2 separate regions of the Mus musculus genome follow, and region 2 is linked to region 1. The links are chromatin loops, found by intact Hi-C in ENCODE. Cell type or tissue: heart. All regions are shown on one strand. Each heading gives the region's core, and the rest is flanking DNA. Links, peaks and the distances in the headings are about the cores only. Region 1 holds the start of Gm5532 (predicted gene 5532). Region 2 holds the start of BC034090 (cDNA sequence BC034090).

What was found. Peaks named below come from ENCODE experiments on the same cell type or tissue, not always from the same donor. Only the 100,000 strongest peaks of a DNase experiment are listed, where the experiment ranks them.
Region 2: it touches region 1 in a loop (2.2-fold over the local background); 2 of 42 quality-filtered maps call a loop at or near these places.

Annotation. Positions count from the first base shown.
Region 1 is chr1:155,522,947-155,531,272 of GRCm38, reverse strand. It overlaps Gm5532 (predicted gene 5532), which reads left to right and starts at 4,162. Exons shown (of 2, transcript NR_132128.1): 1 at 4,162-4,247. In heart, for the core only: no CTCF peak of the experiment used is centred there; a DNase peak (open chromatin) is centred at 4,042; H3K4me3 peaks cover 1,687 bases; H3K27ac peaks cover 4,878 bases.
Region 2 is chr1:155,237,763-155,246,088 of GRCm38, reverse strand. BC034090 (cDNA sequence BC034090) reads left to right here and starts at 1,557. Exons shown (of 10, transcript NM_001370865.1): 1 at 1,557-1,903; 2 at 3,763-4,664; 3 at 5,290-5,353. The coding sequence starts at 1,860. Gm31102 (a long non-coding RNA gene) reads right to left here and starts at 2,960. Exons shown (of 4, transcript XR_878641.3): 1 at 2,610-2,960. In heart, for the core only: a CTCF peak has its summit at 3,824; DNase peaks (open chromatin) are centred at 1,488, 1,878 and 5,958; H3K4me3 peaks cover 2,404 bases; H3K27ac peaks cover 3,291 bases.

The sequences.
Region 1 (8,326 bases), core at 218-8,217:
TATGAGACAAGGGGGGGGGGTGAGGGGGAAAGGCTGGGTGCAGTGGGAGCAACTAATAATTAAAGCCAGAGCCCTAAGTGAGCTGGTAGTTGCCCTTGATTGCAAAGAAGGTCTGGGAAGGTATTCGGGAAGGTTATGCTGAGCAGGGTGACATCATGAAGAACAGCTTCGAGTAATGCTGAAAAAAAAAAGCAAGCCTGTGTTAGAACAAGCTTGGACAAAGAGAAAGTGAAAGAAAGAAAGGAAAAAGGAAGAGAGAAAGGCTGGAAGCAGGCTAGAAGGAGGTCTTCCTCAGAGACCCGTTATTCTCGTTATTCTCCTGTGCCCTTTGGTTCCCATTGATTTCGTGATAAATTATGCATGACCATCTCCACTGGCATTCGGACCCGGCAGTGAGAAATGATGGATGTTCTGGTGACCCGCGTAATTTGTTTGGGTTCAAAACAATTGTCTCAGCCTGTTGCTGAAATCGCTTTCACCGTCTCTACCCACAGTTGAAGGGCTGAGCGGGGCCCAGAGGAAGGAGTGACGGCTGAGATTTCAGCACATAGCTCCAGTGGAGCACCTGCCACTACACAGAACACAGAGCTACAAAGCTTTAGTCATCTTTATCAGAGAAGAGTGAGCAGCACTCAGTTCAATCACATCCGGTAGAAGAGATGAACCAGACACACACCGGGTCCTCTGGAGTGGGAGAGAAGAAATGAGGTAGGCTTACTGAGGGAAAGGAACAGAAAGCAAGGCCTGGTCTGAGCCTACCAGCTCTGCTGGCCCTTCTCTGTGGAGGGCTGGGTCGGGCAGCAACAGAGCAGGAGGCTGGGAAGGACGGGGAAGCAAACATGGCCACTAGACAGCCATCACAAGCCATCATGGACTCTGGGCACCAGCAATCAGGCCTCCAAAATCTGAGGGCAAGAAGAAGGTTTAATCACTCACAAAAGTATTGAAAAGAGAAGTTGTTGGCATTTGTATTTGTCTTCTGGTTTTCTGAACATACATGTAATAGTTTCCACGTCCCCCAGTGTCTGGCGTGTCACAGGTTTTGCCTAGCTCTAGAAGGCTGAGGCAGAGAAAAGTTAGGGGCCCTGTCCAAATGCATGCTTAGGTCCCTTCCAACATAGACAGAAGTTGAGCTAGAGAATTAGAATTAGGGAGGGGGAAGAGTAGAAAGAGGACAGGAAAGCTGAGAAGAACAAACATTCGCAAATGAACAAGCAGGAGACGGCCGAAGAAACTCTAGATGCGTCAGACAGGTTTCTGCCCTTGAAGGGCTTCTGTAAGAGGCGGGAAAAGATGAGAGGCAGTAGTTCAAATCTTGCCACTGGCAGAATGTAGAGGGAATCTCTTGTGTACGGTATGGAACTGGGGTACGGCGGAATAGCCCGAGGTGACAGCAGAAGGGGTCACAACCCAGTGTGGAGACCCAGTGTTGCCACCTGACGTGATCTGGGCCTGAGAAGAACAGGGGTCTGGACTCCGGCATAGGAAGCCTGTGTGTAAGGGCACTGCCCTAAAACGGAGCCAAATCTGAGGCAGTAGCTGCACTTGCCGCAGTGGCTGGGCCGCGACTCGGTGAGTTACTCGGTGAGTGTTTGGGCTGCCCCTCCGGGAGAGTCGTTGCAGCCCGGGGCACAGAAATATTTGGAACACCTTAGAGTCTGTCCCATCTGGAGCCAGAGTACTTTTGTGCTGTTGTTAATCTGCACCCTATCTGCATCTGAGGCTGGGGACCTGAGGATCCTCCTGTCCCAGGGAGGAAGAGCAGGCCATAGAGCCACCGTGGACAGTGTGGTTGGCTTTACAAACATGCCGGGTACGGACTAATTAAAATGTGCTACACCAGCTCTGGGTGAGTCACCTAATGTAATCAGAAGTGACAAACTGCTCCTGGCATAGAGCCCACGACAGCCTTTCTGTCCATTTGCAGCCCTGGGTTGATTAGCTCAGTAACTAACAGTGTTTCAGGATTGTATTTTTCTTTCTACCTGTGACAGTGTAAATGTGATAGGTTCCATTTCTCTTCCAGATCCTCTTGCCTTTGCTGGTCTCTGTTGCTGTCTGTGGTACATCCATCACTCCCAGGTTTCAAATCCTGCTTCCTGCTCCATCTCTTCCTCCTCCAGCCTCCCCCCTCTCCTGCCCCCCCCCCCTTAAGCACAAGCAAAGCCCAGACATTGCCTGTCTCCTCTCCGTAGTAGAGCAGCGCTAACACAAAGCAGTTGTACGTAGCAGACTTTTCCAAAGATGTTGTGGCTAATGAGAACAGACAGAGCTATTATTGCCTAGAGCAGGAAATCATTTCAAGTTTAACATCAGATGTTATTGTTCCTAGAAACGCGTTGGCCATTCCTTCTGTGAAGAATCTCTGCCTGTTTGTGTCCCTCCTTGGCATCCCCAGGGCACTCTGAAGCCAAAGCTGTCTAAAAGGAGATCAAGAAATATCCCATCTGTCTATATGGATGGAGCTATTATTTATTAAGAGCCAGGGACTCTCCTAACCACGTACTGTATCTTTCTGAATACTCTGTATGCTTTCCCGTGGGACTCGTTTTTTTTGTGTGCAGTCTCCTGTGGGAGTTTTTTTGTTGTTGTTTGTTTTGTTTTCTTTGAGGAAACGTGAGAGTTGGGATCTGAACCCTGCTCCTTCTTCTCCAAGCCCGTGTTTCTAATTGCTATGCAGCTGCCCTGTACCGCCCCACACACTCCTTAGATCATCAGAATTCAGATCTGTTACTTACCCCTTAACTCAGCAAAGTTTTCTGTAGAGTCAGGCAAAAATTCCCCTAACATTTTCTCCCATGCAATTGAATCCTTTGCTCTGGCAAATCCCCCTCCCCCTCCCCCTCCCCCTCCCCAAGAGAACTTTCCTGTCCGCTCTGATCTCCTTCCCAGAGGCGCCTCACTGACTCTTCTAGATAACATTTTGCTGTCTCTGTCCCTACTCCCCTTTCTCCTACTGTCAGCTCACCTAAGGAAAGAGCCTCATTTTATCCTGGGAACTAGAGTCTGTTCATTTGTTCTACCCCTCTTTGAGGCAGGTGAACCCAGCAGGCAACAACACACCGCATCTCTCAGGTATTTCTCCCACAGTTGGGAGCAGGAGAGCGCTGGAGCTAACGCTGTATTTTCTTCCTCTTATCTCCTCTGCCTTCTCAAAGCTGGGCTTGGCATTCCATTAAGCCAGGACAGTCTGCCTTCCTGTGTCCTCATAATTCTAAATTATGTCCTTGCCATTGACTGGGATAATAGCCCCAGATAAGAGGGAGCTTTTGCATGACCTTGGCTCTGACAGACGCTCACGAGAACCAAGTCTGTATAAACCTGAGGGGAGAAATGACAACTCGGCGGCTCGAAGGAACACACAGTCCTGTCTCCAAACACCAAGAGACGATGAGTCACAAACCAGTGAGCAGATTTTAGAGAGTGGGGTGGGCTACCTATTTGCCTTTTTTTTTTTTTTTAAGAAGGAGAGAGAAAGACATGCCGCCAGTGTTGGAGTGCAGTGATCTGTGAGATAATGATGGAAAGCAGACAGGGGAAGCCAGGTTATAAAAATGTTGGGCAGGAGATAAGGGGTCCAGGTGGTCAGGAGCAGTGGAGCTGGCCTGAGAGAAGACTGACTCTGGCTAATGAAGGCCTGTGGCCACATTCCTGGAGAACAGTGGGAGAGGGTAAGCAGGCCCCAAGTAGAGTATAGCAGAAACAAAGGTGGGGGTGGGGTGGGAGAGAATGAGAGCGGCCTGTTCAAGGGACAATGAGTCACCCACTTGGCTTTTCTGTTCTCTCAACAGCTGCCACATAATAGCAGGCATCTAACAGGTTATCATTTCTTCCCTTAAAGATCTCAAAAATAAAGTTAGAGACCCAAATTCTCAATTTGGAAAATTCTCTCGTGATGTCAGCGCTCAGAGCCCGGGGAGGTGATAATTCCTGAGGCCAAGGTGAACCTGGGCCCTGGCAAAGTTCTCACCCTCGCTGGCTGGGAACTCCGTTTATTTAATGCTCTGGTGATTTGGGGATTCTGTTTTAGGAAAACCTAAAAATAACCTGGTCAAATCTTGCTTTAATTAGTAAGCATCGGGGTTGATTCTGACATTCTCCTAGCCGATCACAAGCTTTTCCACTGTCTTACTTTAGAAGCCGTGGAGCCAGGAAGTGTCTGTCGGCGGGAACTAATCCTGGTCACATTACTACACAAATGTCCCGGTGGCTTCACATCAGTCCTGCTGGTCTCTGCAAACTTCCAGGTATGTGTTCAGAGAGGCTGGGTTGTGAGTTCTTCTCCCTAGACACTACCGAAGCAGCCCCAGTCCAAGCCTGATGTAGGGGGGCGGACGGGTCTTCTCTGTTACAGAAGAGGCTGCTTTTCCAGAACTCTTTATTGAGGAGCTCGCTCTGCATCTGGCTCAACCTAGAAAGAATCAATCTTTTACCTACTATCATTGTTTCAAAAGCCACTTTTTAACCAGTCTCTCTTTCCTATTGGTTACTGTTTATCTCCAGTGCATTCAGATAGGGAATTGTTTTAACAAAGAAAGGAAGGAAGGAAGGAAGGAAGGAAGGAAGGAAGGAAGGAAGGAAGGAAGGAAGGAAGGAAGAAAGGAAGAAAGAAAGAAAATAAAAAAAGGAAAGAGAGGAAGAAGAAGGAGGAGGAGGAGGAGGAGGAGGAAAAAGAGAGAGAGAGAGAGAGAAAACACTTGTCAGTGTACGGAAGGAACACTTGAGATACCCTGTTCTCTTAGTCATCTGGAAATGCTAGGGAAAAACCAGCTAAGCCTCCTGGGTACATGAAAGTCACCTTTCCCCAGCTCAAAAATCACATTTCAAAGGGTGTTTGGTGCAAAAGCAAGGCAAGTAAAACCTACCCACAAAATAGTGTTAAGGGGAGTACACTGTTTTCCACAACAGAGCACAGCTGGTCTGGGACACACTCAGAAACAGCAGTGAGCAAACCCGACTGCAGGGAGCCAGGTGGCCTTGAGCAGAACACCTAACATCTCTCCACGTTCTCATTTCATTTAGAAATCAAGTGGGAAACACCCACTGTGCTTTGTCTCACGGTGACCAAAGGAAAAGAAATACGTCTAAAAGCACTTTGTAAACCTCAGGGCTTTATCGGTAACGCTTAAAGAAATCACAGAGGTGAATATTTGGGGACATACCTGGTGCAAAGCTTTATTTGTAAGTGGGTAGGAGTGGTACCTGTGAGCATACACAGGTCAAAACAACCCCCAGAATTGGTTTTCATCTTTAAAAGGTTACCAACTCACTTATAGTGTGTGTATATGTTACATGTCTGGGGGAGGAAGTGTGTAGGTCAGAGGACAACTTTTTGAAGTCATTTTCTCCCTCCATCTTTATACATCTTTTCATGGGTTCTCTGAATTGAACTTAGGTTGTCAGACTCTCTCATTATTATTATTATTATTATTATTATTATTATTATTATTATTATTAATTTGAGACAAGGTCTCACTATGTAGCCCTGGCTATCCTAGAACCCATGGTATATATCAGACTGGCCTCTAACTCACAGAGATCTACTTGGCTCTGCCTCCAGAGTGCTGGGACTCAAGGCACATGCCACTATACCCAGGCACATGCCACTATATATTTATTTTTGTGCTTTTTATTTTTATTTATTTATTTTTCTTCTGAGAACATCTAGGGATGGAACTCGGTTTTTCATGCTTGTGAGGCAAAGGCTTTTTTCTCAGAGCCTCTTTCAAAATGGCACTGTGGGGTATCTGCTATTTTATGTGATTTAAATCCCATGATTAGCAGGTTATTAATTAATACCCTAAGAACATACTGTTCTGCTATTACTTTGTCTTCCAGACGAACCATTTATCTCCGTACTTGTCGCTTAGGATTCTCTCCACGGAGTAAAAATGTTTGGAAGATCTGGGAGGAAATGGAGTGACATTTTTCTAAGTGTCTTCTGTCCAGAGACAAAGAACTTTCTCTTAGACCTCATAGGACAGTTGACCTGACAACATGGAGCAGGTCTAGAAGAAGGAGAAAATACCCTGAGAACAACTGACCAGGAGAACTGGAATCAACCAGTTAGAATGCCTGGAGAATCCCAGTCTGGTGAGGGAGGTCCTTCCGGGGTGAACAGAACACAGGAAGACTCCATGGTCCCAGGGAGGTAGAGTGGGAGGCTGCCCAGCCCCCTCCCTCAGCTCCACTCCCTTTTGAAGCCTAATCAATAAGAATGTCACAGAGGCGCTTTTCTAAGAAGGCGATGATTCGTGATTCAGGAAAAACCAGGGAGCCTTGGGAGGCAAATCAATACCCCAATCTCCTAGTGACTGGCGTGCTCAAAACATCCAATAGCTTGGGGTCCCCTTCTGGAGCTTATTTTCAAACTGATTTCTGACTCATTTCCATTTGAGACAAAACCATTACACTAGTTGATGCTAACAGGCAGGAAACTGGGCCCCTAAGTTTGCTAAATGAAATATTATTTCTCCCCTGCCTTTCCACATCACCGGCCTTTGCTTATTTGGTGAAAGAAACCAAAGAACATTTTACCTCAGTCCTGACAGCTCAGGTTGACAGCTGCCACAGTCTTGTGGGACCCTCCTCAATGCCCTCCTATATTTACAGGACAAATAACCCCAGGGTTTCCCTCTCAAGTGAGCATTTGAAGGACCCGCAGCCCTGTAGCAATGTAGAACCAGATGGGTAGTGTCTGGTCAGGGCCCTACTCTATCCCCACTCTCTCTGCTCTCTACTGAGCCTGCCTCTACTTCCTAGTGCCTGAGGCCCTGTTCTTTCTTTATCTACATTAGTTACAGCAGCAACAGCTCGAAGACTGTTTTGTTGTTGATTTGGTTTGGTTTGGTTTTTTCCTATAAAAGAAGTGGAGAAGGAAATTTTTCTTTGAGTGGCATTTTGACTAACAGAGAGTGAGGTCATAGAACATTTCTTTTTTTGAGGCAGGGTTTCTCTGTATAGCCCTGGCTGTCTTAGAACTCACTTTGTAGACCAGGCTGGCCTCGAACTCAGAAATCCGCCTGCCTCTGCCTCCCTAGTGCTGGGATTAAAGGCGTGCACCACCACGCCCGGCTGAACATTTCTGCATCTACCTTGGAACAATGGATTATTTATACTTCACAAGTAAATGGAAGATAAAGCTTGGTACAAAGAGACAGTTAACTGTCTACGTATTAAAAACTTCCGAGTAGCCGGGCGTGGTGGCGCATGCCTTTAATCCCAGCACTCAGGAGGCAGAGGCAGGAGGATCTCTGAGTTCGAGGCCAGCCTGGTCTACAAAGTGAGTTCCAGGACAGCCAGGGCTATACAGAGAAACCCTGTCTTGAAAAACCAAAAAAAAAAAAAAAAAAAAAAAAAAACCCTTCGGAACTAGAGAGGTCTGCCCCCCACTACTACAGATGAGCAGGCATATGGTGGGGGATGGGAAAGAGAAGCTGAGTGGGTTTTGTACTAGGAAGAAGGCAGAACTGGGCACTCAAGGGTGGTAAGGAACAGCCTGATGTGAGTAGCCTGTGCTGCCACCTGAGGCCCTGGGGATGTCCCAGCCCATGCTGCTGCAGAGGACTATGTCTGGGTCCATGACCCTACAGTAGTAGGGGTCTGTGTCGATGTCTGTGGCCCATGCTACCACAAAAGGATGTCCCTGGTTTGGGCTGGGGCCATGTTGATGTCTGTGGGCTGCACAGAGCTCCCTCTGCCCCTTGCCTGGGAGAGGTGGCCCTGATGGTGTGAGCTCAGGAAAACTAGCAAGCTAACCCAGGCCCAGATTCAAGGCTTTGAGCTGGCTTACTCCAGCATCTAGTCCATCTATGAGCTGTAGGAGCCAGAGAAAGGGCTGGTCCTGTATAACCAAAGGTGCAGGATCTCCATGACACCGGGCAACAACAAAATATCCTAGAGGAGTCCTGGTGAGGATCCAGTACTGATGGTGTAAACGGGAGCCAGTGTCCTTGAACCAGACCTTTGTAATGAACATCTGCCACGAAAGCTGTTTGGGGGTGGGAGGAGAGGTATACAAACCACGTGACACACCACAGTTTCCATAGCAAGATTGTTTTGTTTGGTTGGTTTTGTTTTCTTTTGGGGTGGAGGGCAGATACTGAAGGATGGGAAGATGAACGGGATTGGGGTGCCTGATATGTATGATGTGAAACTCACAAAGAATCAATGAAAAGTTTAAAAAAAAAATACAAACTTCCAAATTAGAGCTTCGCCGGGTGGCTCTCATACCTGTAACGCCAGCACTCAGAAGACGTATCAAGACAAGAACAGAATCCATCAGAAGAGTCTGTCTCAGCAGACCAGAGGCTGGTGAGGTAGCTCA
Region 2 (8,326 bases), core at 236-8,235, 290 kb after region 1:
CCAACCACCACACTCAATATCGTGTCCGTCGGGGGTTCTTGAAGACCTGCCATTTACCAGCTTTGTTCCGATTGGTCACCTCATTTGTACAAAGGGACAATAGTTCTGAATCTTGAGGTTGCAGCAAGAGGCAGCCACTCTAGGGACTGAGTTGTCAGTGTATGGTGATCGATCAGCACTAAACCAGAGCAGAAAGTGCCTTGTGGAGGAACTTACTCTGCGAACATGGCAGGAAGACGCTTCAGACCCTGCTCCACAGAGCCGTGAGCCTTGAACCTGCTCACTTACACAGGGTTTGCCCAGGATAAACCCCTTGGTTCCTAAACCGGTCCTGGGCCAATCTACTGTCAGTTTCCCAGGGTGCGGCTCAGACCAGATTGCCTGCCTCGGTGTTCCCTCCCCCATCCAGCTCCCTTAAAGGGAGATAGACATCCTTTCTGTTTCCATGGGACTCGGTTTGAACCCAGGGCCTCTTGCACAATAGGCAAATTCTCTACACCCATCCCTACATCCTCAGCCCATTTCTCCCCTTTTCCTTTTGAGAACATGTCTCACTAAATTGCCTAGGCTGGCCTCGAACTTGCAGCAGGATCCTCCTGCTTTAATCTCTGAACAACTGGGACTACAGGATTACACCCGCACAAGGGGTAGAACTGCCCTCTCTCTCCTGTGCTCTGCTAGGACCTTAGCTTTGTGCATCCTTTCCAGTAGCTACACCGGCCATCTAGCAGCACAAAAGATTAAGTAAGTGAAACTTGTTGGCCAAAGAAAGAAGAGAGACCACTTTCTCTTTTCAGAGACGTCTGAAATGTCCTGGTTCTTCTTACTGTTCCTTTGGGGGTAGGGGAATAGTCAAAATGGGTTTGGACATTGGAGAGACTTAGTCACCTCCTGGTTAGAAAGAGGAAGCTCCATGGATTTGGGCACAATTGCCAGCCATTTGGTGGCTCCTTCACGGAGGCCTGTACCCAGGTCTGTTCGGGAATCCTCCACTGCCCCAGAAGCGGTCCCTTCCCCAAGCAGCTGGCAATGCAGGCCCAGCTCTTGGTGGCTCCGGATGAGCAGTCAACGCCAGCTTACCCCAAGGCCTCAACGAACCTTGAATGATCTTGACCTAAGAGGGCGCCCAAGGGTGATGGGGCGGCCCTGCGGAGAAGCCCACCGACCCATCCCGAAACGTTCTCCACACAAAGTCCGGTCCTCAGCTTCTCGCTCCAGCGGAGCCGGTGGAGTCGGCTGAAGCTTGTCGCCTTTTGCGCTCCGGCTGCGCCCCCGAGTCACCCGGGCGCCCCTCCGCTTTCGCGCCCGTGTCCCCGGGGAGGGAGCTGATCGGCGCCCGGGACAACGGCCCCGTGGCAGCCAGTGAGCCCCAAATTCAGGGCGCATCCTCCGGCCGTCTAGGCGGCCCTGGCTCCAGGAGTGGAGCGGAGCCGAGGAGGCTCTGGGCTCCCGGCGTGCGCCCGGGTCGAGTGGCCACGACCCTGGGAGGCCGCGGGAGGCTGGGGGGTGGGGACAGGCCGAGGTCGCGGCTCCTCCAGCCCCTTCCGCCGCCCCTCCTCTCGCCTTCCTCGCCCTCTCTTCCCAGGCCGGCCCGCGAGGCCGCTGGCTGGGCCTTTCACCTTCAAGCAAAGCTATGAAGTAGCGGTCGCTACGGCTCCAGGCGCCCAGCGGGGCCAGGGGCGCCGCGCACTCCTGCCAGCCCGGCCTCGCCTCGTGGGACCCGGGGCGGGACACGCTCCGGGGACGAGGCCTGCGGGCCACACTCCCGTCCGCCCGCCCGAATTCAGGGCGAGTCCGGCCCGGGACTCTGCAGCGGCCCCGGACGGGGAGAGTGGGGCAGGGCCTCGCCTCTCCGAGGGATGGAGGGGATGGAGGCGGCGGCCAAGCCCGCGCGCCGCTCTCAGTGAGTACCGAGAGGACCCGGGCGGGGTGGCGGGGCACACCCGGGGACACCCGACCTCCGGCCGCCGCAGAGCTGGAAGGGTCGTGGAGGCTCGCCCTTCCTGTCCATTTTCATTCCAGGTTTTTTTCTGAGTTAGAGCATCGGTGCTAGGAGTTACGACATCTTCCAGGAAGGTCGTCCGGAGGCCTTCAGTCCCGACTGTCTCATTCCTTAAGGTCTGCGGACAAGTCTAGAGCGAAGCTCCAGGGTTGACCCATCAATTTTTCTAAAAGCTCACATTACAACCTGGGCTTCTGGATTGGATCTCAGAGAAGAGGTAGCTGAGCCACAAAGAGAAACCTAGTACATTTTCGATCAGTGATTCTCAGTCTTAATGCTGCGACCCTTTAGTACAGTTTAAGTTTATCATGTGGTGATCTCCAACCATAAAATTATTTTCGTTGCTACTTAATGACCGTAATCTTGCTACTGTTACGAATCATAATGTGAATATCTGATATGCAGTATATCTGATATGCGACCCCGTGATGCCAAGAACCGCTGCTCCAGATGATCTAGTAGAGAAAATGACTTCTACTATCCCTAAACTTCACAGATTTACTGCTGTGAAATTCTGTGTTATATATGTATCTTGCTTCATAAAATATGTATATTCTGAAAAACATGTTAATTTAATAATTATAATGAATTACTTTAAGAGACTTACCTTTAAGAACATCTTATGGTGGATCCCTATTGTGAGAAGGGAATAATTAACCTCTAATATATACTCTATGCCCAAATTCTTACACGCTGAGAGTTTACTTCCTATGGGACACAGGTAGACTAGGGTGACTTCTGAGTGTTCTGAGTAGTCACTAAGACACAGTAGCTTATACAGGGAGTAAAACAGTTGTCACGTCATTCTCTGTAAAGCTATTGGAATCAGCCAGGCCACCAAGGGGCCGTATAATTCTAGTGAGTCTTGGGACCTCTGCGGACTCAGGTCTTACCTGAGAACAAGGGGTGCGGTTAAAGGCTCACTGTTCTCGGAGAGTCCTGGCTTGGAATGGAAAGGTTCTGGTTACAAGCTTGTCTCCCCCAGGGCATCTACGTGATGTAATTTCTCTATGCCTCAGTTCTCCATCTGTTAAAAATAATATTTTTATTTATATATTATATAATAAATAAATATCTTTATTTATATAAAATAACATTCTATCACAGACATAATATAAATATATTATTTTAGAGAGTGTTGACATGTTTGAAAAGCCTTTGCTTGACATAGAGCAGATAGCTTATCGTTTGTGACTGTCACTATTACTTCTTTCGAGTACAGCTTGACTCTAGTCTAACACTTTTTCACTAGGGTTGGCATGAAGCTGGCAGGCAGCGACACATTCTATTACAGGGACAGGTCCGTCATCCACAAGGAAGAGTACTGACCATTAGCCAACACTGCCATTCTCCTCTGGGGCCTCCTTTAGCCCAGGGTTGGGGAATTACACTGCTTTTCACCATGGTTCACATTTTGCATTGGATTGTTTGAGGCCTTGTTTTGCTCACCCTAAAAATGGGAATAGAAAAACTGGCATTATTTCCTTCCTCGGGGTTTACTGCCCATGCTCCAGTAACCACCCTCCCCAGTCTCCTCCCTGCCCTCTAAAGAGCATGCCAGGAGAAAATAAGCTTGCTGGTAACCTGTTTGTTCTGTCCTGTGACTTGTCCTTTTCAATGTGTGTCCACGTTATATAGAGGACACCAGCTCTTCTTGAGGTATGCCACTTGAAAAGGGGTCCATATCAGGGCACTGTGGAGATCAAGCAGGTTACTGGGGCGTCCAGGGTCAGGGTCTGAGCTTCTCTTTTTTCCTGCAGAGCATCCAGGCCAGGGAGCACAACAAGCCCCACGCAAGTGACTCCAGCCATGGCCAGAGATGGCGCTGAGCAGCCAGACAGTGGACCTCTCCCGAGACCTTCACCCTGCCCCCAGGAAGACCGAGCATCTAACCTGATGCCCCCCAAGCCTCCCAGGACATGGGGGCTGCAGCTCCAAGGTCCTTCTGTGCTGGAGTCCAAGGTAAAGGCCTTGAAGGAGAAAATGACAGCAGGAAAACAAGGGACAGATCCCCGTCCCACTTCCTATGAGCGTCCATCCCCTACAAAATCCAAATGCCACCAAGTCAAGACTGGAGTAGCCTGGAGCCTACCAGATGCCCTGGTGGTCCCCCATGCTCAGAACCCTAATGATGGACATCTGGCCAGACATGTTAATGAGAAGAAACCTGCCAGGAACAGTGGATCCAAGCCATCTACCCCTGAGAGCTGGAATGAACAAAGCCCGTGGTCTCCAGAAGCAGTGTGGATGCCGGCTGATCATGAGGAGGACCCAGTAGCAGGGTCTGGCTCTTTACAAGAAAGTCCCAACAATCGAGTTTCTGCAGTCCAGCCACAGCGGCCTGGTCCCTGTAAAACCACCCCCTTGAGCAGCCAGAAGAAGAGAAGACAATACCCGCTCGGAGATGGGATAGTCACAAAGGAAGATCTGGACAGCACAACCCTAACCTCTAAGGAGGATTTGATCCCTAGAACAGACCAGCCAGAGACATTCTGGAGAGCTCAGGGCCTGGAGGCTCTGGGCTCTGTGGCAAATGCTTTGTCCCTGTCTGACAGGGTAGAGAGGAACCGCCTCCTGTTGCAGGAGATACTGAAGGTTTCCAGACAGAGTCCTCCCAAAGCAGGGAGCCCAGACTGGACATCCTGGGACCGAGATGCATCAGGTGAGCCTTATTTTACTGCCTGAGTTGGAGCAAATAGGACATGGGGGAGGGAGGGTGGAAAGATGGCACAATAATGTCACCCACCCAATCACTGTCTGGATGTAAGGTCTTTTATAATGCTTATGCAGCCCTAACTGCCTCCAACCCTGTGGCCCTCCAGGTCAGTGGGAGGCTATTCTTTGTGCTTAGGGACAGAGGCTATGAGACTCTTCACTGAGCCTTGTGGCTCTTTGCAGAGTAGCCTCTTGTACTCCCTCTAACGATGCTGCCCCGTGCCATCCCCAGCGTGGGAAGTGGGCTAGCACACAGAAGCACATCCCCAAAGAGCCTGAGCATCCTGCTGCCCGCGATGAGCGCTCAGACTCTGGAAGACATCCTTTCTGGAGTTTCATTACCTGAGGGCATGTGTGGACCCTCTTAACCAATCCAAGTTCACTCACAGTCTGACAGCCTGTGACTCCACTTCTCAGACCAGAGCTTTCTAATCCCATCACACTGCAGATTAGATTTTCGTGTGTGGATCTGGGGAATGTAGGCATTCGGCCCACAGAGGGGGTAGAGCATCTCCTCTGTGCTCACCAGTTGGTGGCTCTGCCCTGATCTCTGCTTCTGCTCTGGGCCCTAGAGCGACCAGCGGGAGACGTGGACTGGGACTCGGGCACCCCCCAGCAGGACTCAGGTCAGAGCAGGTAAGGGTTCTTCCTTACCACCATCCCTCCATTTTCTATACACCAGAGCAGTAGGAAACCTTGATAAGGCCAGAAGAGACAGAGGCAAGCCTTCACCAGGAGATAGTGGCCACTGCCAACCATCATTCTCGAGGCCCTGTAGAAGGTACCAGCTGCTGGCTACCTGTCACCTGGGCCAAACCACTGGGTGGCAGAGGTCTGCAGCAAACCTTCCAATTACCTGCTCAGTGTCCTGGAGGCCATTTTCTCTGCCTAGGCTTCTACCTCTTCTACCATAGGGGTATTGTGAAGCTAATGGGCTTGGGTGTGAAACTCCTCAGGGATGGTACAGGAACCCAGCACTTTAACTCCACCTGTTCTTTTCCTAATCAGAGGCGTGTGCAGGGCTCAGGGCCAAGGATTTGCCTTCCAGCCTCTCAGTGGGACCCACAGACTGTTTTCTAGCCCCTTCACTTCTGTTCTGAGTGTGGTGGGCGAGGTGAGCAGTGTCCTAAGTCTGGACGAGTGGGATCTGAGATGTGGTGGGGGCCACATGGGGGCTCACTCAGAAGCTGGCCTTTGCCTTTGGCAGCCTTAAGCCTTGGCTGGGATGTTGGCACATGAGGCTGAGAGAGGCCTTGGGTCTGGGAGTGGTGCCCTTTTCCACAGCTGCGCATGACATCAGTCTGGGAAGGTCTGATGTCTGCCCACAGTAGTCAGCTTTGTCCCTTCTCCCTGTGTATCTCACTAAGATTGACCCACCCTTCCCAAAGCACGGGTAAGACCTCTGCAACAGAACACATCTTACAATGACTCAAAATGACGTATAAACTGCAGAAACGCCATTTTTGCGGTACAGGAGGCTGGGAATCCAAGAGCGAGAAGACAGAAGATCCAGTGTCTGGTGAGGGCCTGCTTCCTCATAGATGGCACATTCTTACTGTGTCCTCACAGCGTAGAAAGGGACAAAAACATTTCCTGGTGGTCCTTTTATCAGGGTGGCAGTTTATCCCCATGTTCTGATCCCATCCCACTGGGGGTTAGAGTTCACCATACAAGATTTGGGAAACAGCCTGCTTTAGCAAAATGAGGGTGCCCAGAATCAGGGTTGTGCTCAGCTTGGAAAGATAGATGCCTGGCTTGTCTCTTCTTCTGCCTTCCTGGCTGCTGTCTTCAGCTTCTGACCGCATCCTCATCTGATCCCACCTCTGTGGTGCTCAGTGGTATTCTGCTCCTTCTGTGTTCTCTCTACCTGCAGCCCCCTGAGAGAGCCTTGCAAAGGCTCCTGGGTGCTGTGGAGACAGCCCCCCCCCACCCCCGCAGCTGCCTCGCTCTCCCAGCCTCAGCCCCCAGCCTACTCCAGTGCCTTCACAGGGAAGCACAGCTGCTGGGGTTTTGCTCAGAGTCCTTGTAGAAAGAAGGCAAGCCCCTGGCCTGCTCTGAGATAATGAGCAACAAAACCTGGTTCTCTTAAAGGAGCCGCTCAATCGGGGATAGGGAGAGACTCCCACCCATGCCTGTGAGGCTATTCAGAACTCTCAGGACTAGACTCCTGACAGTTTAACCTGACAGGCCATCTGTAGCCTTGGGTTCTACGTCAGAATTCAAGCATGAGGGTCCGATGTGACCCAAGTGGGAGGCTGCGGCAATGGGGCACATGTGTCATGGCTGCCTGGGGTACACAGTGAAACCTTGTCTGGAAAAGAAACAGACAGACAGATCTTGGATGTGGCATGTATACATGTATATTGTATGTTTCACAGATATATTTGTGTGTGTGTGTGTGTGTGTGTGTGTGTGTACATATGATGAATCAGTGTATGTGTCTGAGGGGAGATATAGAGAAGGAAGGACCAATATTAAGATTATGTTCAAAGAATAATAAAGTATCCCCCTAGAGTGCCTGGCATATAGAGCCACAGGCATGAAGGTCAAGTCCTTGCTAGGTAGACACTTAGGCTGAAGGGCCAGGGAACACAACTGGTTCAAGGAAAACTCCAGCCCTGCTGTGATGTGTAGATACAATGCAGGGCTGCCCTCTGAGTGAGATGGGCTTACTGATGCTACAGCTACAGAGTCTTGGCTTCCCTTGGCTCATGCCCTAGGAGTGCCACTGAGCACTCGGGTCCTGGGCTGAGAGCCTGTACTAAGGGATGGAGGACCCGAGGCAGAGGAGTGCTCTGCTCTTGTAGCTGATGGTCTCAGTGGCCACCCATCAGTACCTGCCATGCCTCATTCTTTGAGTACTGTAAGCTCTCTCAGGGCTTGAAGAGCAAAAGGTTCTGTTTCCTGTTCAGTCAGATTTAGAATCTGAATAACTCACATTAAAATCACAGAGCCGTGACAGCCAGGCTAACCCACGTGCTCTTTGTTACTGTTCTTTAAGGTGACCAGGCAAGTTCACGTTGATCACAGAGCCCAGTGCTTGAGTCTGCAGTGTCTGGGCCAGCCTGTTACAAGGTAGCCTTGAGGTGAGCCACCTAAAGACTCAGGACCTCAGATCCTGCAGGAGACCTTTGTCCCCTTACCCCAAGGGTTGTTCTCTAGCACGCATTGGCTAAGACACTAGTGGCCTGTTGGAAGAGCAGGCTGGCATCTGCCATTTCCATCCCCTGCCTGTGTGCCGGGTGCTGTGTAAGTGCTGTTTGTACATCTCACTTTGTGGACAGGTCTCAGCCATTGTTCTTGCTTCGAGGACAGAGAGCACTCTAGGGGAGGCCAAGTCTTGGAGTCAGGACTTGCACTCGGGTCCCAGGCTTATGCTCTGACTGCTATGGGACACTGCCTTGAGCTACCCTTTTCATACCTCCACAGGTCATCCCTTGGATAAGCAACCCCTCGGGCTGGGGATCTGGGGCCTTCTATGTCCTGCAGATCGATCTGTTCTCTGCTGTGGGAAGTGAGAGACGCATGAGTCAGCTTGTGTGTCTGTGCTTTCAAATGGAATCACCTGCTTTGTTCTCATGGCTCTGCCCGCCGGCCCCGCCGGCCACC